Linked DNA regions of Homo sapiens: region 2 is linked to region 1. Evidence: chromatin loops called from intact Hi-C (ENCODE). Cell type or tissue: OCI-LY7. All regions are shown on one strand. Region 1 overlaps SNX29 (sorting nexin 29). Region 2 overlaps SNX29 (sorting nexin 29).

Region 1 (2,500 bases):
AGAGATATGAATGTTTTCATGGCCCAAGTTCTTGGCGGCAGGCTGAGGTGGGAGGGCCTGCTCATCAGAAATGGAGCTAGTTCTACTACCATTCATCACTGCTTGGCTCCTGCATCTGTGGCTGTGGAAGGTGAAGGTATCCTTGGCATGAATGATTTCTCAGCTCGTTTTTCTTTTGGGATTAATGATGTGGGACTCCCAAAGGTGGGAGAATGGAAATGCCAAATGCTTTAATGTTGAAATTTAAAATAATGGGAGCACCTTCTCAAACATGACCAACAGTGGAAAGCCATATAAATTTCTTCATGAGCCTTTCAGAATTTTGTAACCAGTATAGGTTTCCTAGATAGTTTTTTAAAATATAAAATGGTAGAGACAGCATAATGGGAGAGGAACAGAAGCTTGGTGGCATCTCAGAGCAATCACGTACAAGGGAGAAAGCCATGTGCTTGTTTATTTTCTCTAATGCTTCTAGAATCCAATCAAAGACTCAGGTTTTGTTGACGAACTCAACTTTTTAGGGAGCAAGCAGCAAGGTATATTTGCATGAACATCTGTGTTTTGAAGCGCGTGCCCGCGTTGAATGGTTGAGCGTCAGAGTCATTAGTACCCAATGCCAGATGTTCCCTGAAAAATCTGCACCAAACACAGACTTGGGCAGTTCATCAAGATGTGAAAAACATGCAGCTGTTAAGGGAAAAGGGAGAAGGTTGTGTCTGAAATGTTGCTCCAGCCCATCGCTTTCCCCCATCAAAGGACAGAAGCAGGAGGAAATAAAAAAAAATTACCAAAACCCATAAATATGACAGAACTCTTATGAAAAGGTTACGGTAATTATTCACCGGGGAGGGAAATGCTTTTCCCATTCATTAATGCTTCATTTCTTGTCTTTTCTAATGAGAAGTAGGTAGAGGTGTCTAGAGAGAAAGAAAAATAGCAGAATGGTTTTGAGGGATACCAAAAGAGCCCAGGAAAGGTGAACAATGGGAAGAGAGGTGTGGCCACTAAGTAAATGCTGGTGTTTGAGTTACTTCCGAGAAATGGTTGGAATGAAACAGCTGGATGTAGCCGATCCAAGGAGCCGCAGCCCGTGGCTCAGTTTAACCCCCTTGACTTTCCCTCTTTGCCTCCGGAGAGGCAGAATTTGCAGCCTGATTATTCGTAGAAATAATTTTTCAAATCTTGCCTTTCCGGTACGGTTCACAAGGTGGCAATTTCCATGTCACTGAACATGAAGCCTGGGTCTTAAATATAGCCAGGATGTGAATGCCCTGCAGGCGGTGACAGTGGCAATGTGACATCACTGCCAAGCAACTTCTTTTTATTTTGGAGCCTGGGAGGGGAACAACAGGAAGCTGGGCAGAGGGGAGATATTCTTGGCAGCAGCAGCAGCGATGCAGTTTAAAGAGAGACAACTGTCAAGGCTAGTGACTGAGCAAACCAGAGTTCGCTGAATTCGTACTGGTGCCAAACATAGCCGAAGCAAAGATGTGTGAGACTCGTACCTGCTGCTGCTCAGCTCCAGCCACCAAGTAGCCATCATGAAAATGTTTTATTTTAAGCAGAAGAACTTTCCTTCAAATGCATTCTTACTTGGAAGCTCTCTGAGACCCGAGAGAGCTCCCTGAGAGCTGAGCCACACAGGTTAAAGTGGAGAGGTGGGGTCCTGGAATGCCACCCATGGAGCTACAAAATGCCCTTTGTTATCCATGTTGAAAAGGCCACTTAAAAATGGCGACCTAGCGTGGGATAGGCTTGCCTTTGAGCACATTCCCTCTTGTTTCTGGTAATGTGAGCTAAGGAGCTGTTAGGGCTGAACTAAATCCACAGATGGTCTCTGCCTCTCTTTCTGTATCTGGCAAGGCTCTTTCCCAAGTTTGTTAGGGAGTTGACGTTAGCTACATCTTAGTAGATCTTGTTTTTCTTGTTTTTCACTCATTTGTACCTCAGATTTTCTTGTCCAATCTCCCCCTCCCCTGCATGATTAGTCCCTCTTATTTTGCTTAACTTTTTCTTATTTCCATAGCATTTCTTGTTTTCTAATACATCACTTCTTAGATTCATGATTTATCACTGCCTTTTGGTCTTAAGTTTTAAGCCTCATGAGGGCAGGAGCCTTTGTCTTGTTTTATTTTATTTTATTTTTCTGAGGTGGCATCTCGCTCTTGTTGCCCAGGCTGGAGTACAATGGCACGATCTTGGCTCACCGCAACCTCCACCTCCCGGGTTCAAGTGATTCTGCTGCCTCAACCTCCTGAGTAGCTGGGATTACAGGCATGTGGCACCATGCTCAGCTAATTTTTTTTTGTATTTTTAGTAGAGACAGGGTTTCTCCATGTTTGTCAGGCTGGTCTCGAACTCCTGACCTCAGGTGATCCACCTGCCTCAGCCTCCCAAAGTGCTGGGATTACAGGTGTGAGCCACCACGCCCGGCCTGCCTTCGTCTCATTAGTTCACCGATAGATCTATTCCAAGGAGCCTGGACAATGCCTGGCACATA
Region 2 (2,500 bases), 110 kb after region 1:
CATATTCATCACTTCACATACTTTTTTTTGGTGTTGAGACCATTTAGGATATAATCTCTTCACAATTTTCAAGGAAACAATCCTGTATTTTTTTATTTTTTTGAGACTGAGTCTTGGTGCGACGCCCAGGCTGGAGCGCAATGGCGTGATCTCGGCTCACTGCCACCTCTGCTTCCCGGGTTCAAGTGATTCTCCTGCCTCAGCCTCCCGAGTAGCTGGGATTACAGGCACCCACCACCATGCCTGGCTAATTTTTTTTTAGTAGAGACAGGGTTTCGCCATATTAACCAGGCTAGTGTGAGCCACTTTGTTCTGCTAACAGTCCAGTATTCTTAACTACAGCCACCATGCTGTCCCCTAACCCGCCAGAACTCATTCATCCTGTCCAACTGAAGCTTTGTACTTTTTGACCAGCATCCCCCCATCTCTCCCCTGCCCCGACCCCAACCTCTGGTAATCACCATTCTGCTCTCTGCTTCTATGCTCATAAGATTCCATATGAGTGAGATCATGTGGTATTTTGTCTTTGTGTGCCTGGTTGAGTTCACTTAGCATAATATCCTCCACGTTTATCCGTGTCATCACAAATGACAGGATTTTCTTCTTTTTTAAGGCTGAGTAGCTTTCCATTGTGTATATACGTCACGTTTTGTTTATTCATCTGTTGATGGACACAGGTTGATTCTGTATCTTGGCTATTGTGAATAGTGCTGCAATAAACATGAGAGTGCAGATAAATAACTCTTCGACATACTGGTTTCATTTCCTTTGGATAAATATGCAGTAGTGGGATTGCTGGATCATATGGCAGCTCTATTTTTAGTTTTTTGAGGACCCTCCATGCTGTTTTCCATAACGGCTGTACTAATTTACGTTCCTACCCACAGTGTACAAGGGTTCCCTTTTCCCAGTCCTCACCAACATTTATCTTTCTTCTATTTTATAACAGCCATCTTAACAGGTGTGAGGTGCTATCTCATTGTGGTTTTGATTTGCATTTCTCCGATGATTGGTAATGTTGAGCAGCTGGTCATACACCTGTTGGCCGTTTGGATGTCTTCCTTGAGAAATGTCTATTTGCATCCTGTGTCCATTTTTTAATCAGGTTATATTTTCCTGCTATTGAGTTGTTTGAGTTCCTTGTATATTTTGGATATTAACCCCTTATCAGACCTATTTTGCAAACAGTTTCTTCCATTTGGTAAGTTGTCTCTTCACTCTGTTGATGGTTTCCTGAGAATTTTTGTTTTTTGGAGGTGGAGTCTCATTCTGTCATGCAGATCTTGGCTCACTGCAACCTCTGCCTCCCTGGTTCAGGCGATTCTCCTGCCTCAGCTTCCTGAATAGCTGGAATTACAGGCGTGTACCATCATGCCCGGCTAGTTTTTGTATTTGTAGCAGAGACGAGGTTTCACCATGTAGGCCAGGCTGGTCTTGAACTCCTGACCTCAAGTGATCCGCCTGCTTCGGCCCCCAAAGTGTTGGGATTACAGGTGTGAGCCACTGCGCCCGGCCTCCTGAGAATTTTTTTTGAAGAGAGACAATCAGCATTCAGCAGTTGTTTATGAAGTGCCTGCTATGTGCCAGGTACCAGGCTACTATCTGACTTAAAATGGGGAACAAGACAGAGTTCCTGGGTACGTGGGATTTCCATTTTACTGGGAATCACGGTGAAAGAGGCAGGAATGGCCACTGATGGCTCTGCTTAGTTCCACATGCTCACAACCATTGGTCTACTGGCCTCCTCCACTTGGACTTATGATAGCTAAAGCAGAACATCTGCTTTTCCCACCAAAACTTCAATTTCTCCACCGTCTTCCCCACTGTATTAGTTTTCTTTTGGTGTGGCAACAAATGGCTGATAACAAATTATCTTACAGATTTGGAGGTCAGAAGCCGTGGATTTCAATGGGCTGAATGAGGTGGTGGCAGGGTTGTATTTGTTTCCATAGACTCTAGGGGAGAATTCCTTTCCTTGCTCATTCCGTTGTTGACAGAATCCAGTTCCGAGTAGCTGAATGACTAAGGTTCCCGCTTCTGGTTGGCTCTCAGCTGGGGGCTGCCCTGAGCTCTGGAGGCCCCCAGAACCCAGAACAAGCAATGGCATGTTGAGTCCTTTTCATTCTTGGAATCCGACTTCCTGTTCTCCTGCTTCTCCTCTGTGGTTGTCTTCTGCCATCCCTCTCTTCTGCTTTCGACTGGAGGGCATTCTCTGCTTTTAAGGGCTCACGTCATTAGATTGGGCTCACACAGGTAATCCAGTATACTCTCCTATCTCAAGGTCTGTAACTCTAATTATATCTGCAAAGTCTCTTGCTATGTGCAGCAACATATTCACAGCATCTTTGGGGCATGGGCATCTTTGGGGGCCATTCTGCCTACCACTAGCATCTCTCTCTCTCTCTCTCTTTAAGAGAGACAGGGTCTTGCTCTGCCATCCAGCCTGGAGTGCAATGGCACATCTATAGCTCACTGAAGCCTTTAACTCTTGGGATCAAGC

The links. Hi-C counts contacts between places; a loop is a spot of excess contacts. Peaks named below come from ENCODE experiments on the same cell type or tissue, not always from the same donor. Only the 100,000 strongest peaks of a DNase experiment are listed, where the experiment ranks them.
Region 2: it touches region 1 in a loop (11-fold over the local background); 1 of 110 quality-filtered maps calls a loop at or near these places.

Annotation. Positions count from the first base shown.
Region 1 is chr16:12,146,567-12,149,066 of GRCh38, forward strand. The region is part of intron 13 of SNX29 (sorting nexin 29); the gene reads left to right. Among named protein-coding and RNA genes, the nearest start is that of SNX29, 170 kb to the left of the region's middle. RefSeq lists enhancers at 1,419-1,976, 1,566-1,860. In OCI-LY7, a CTCF peak has its summit at 1,199; DNase peaks (open chromatin) are centred at 85, 585 and 1,305; H3K4me3 peaks cover 2,265 bases; H3K27ac peaks cover 2,500 bases.
Region 2 is chr16:12,255,112-12,257,611 of GRCh38, forward strand. All of the region lies in intron 14 of SNX29 (sorting nexin 29), which reads left to right. Among named protein-coding and RNA genes, the nearest start is that of SNX29-AS2, 120 kb to the right of the region's middle. In OCI-LY7, no CTCF peak of the experiment used is centred here; DNase peaks (open chromatin) are centred at 630 and 1,020; H3K4me3 peaks cover 2,431 bases; H3K27ac peaks cover 2,500 bases.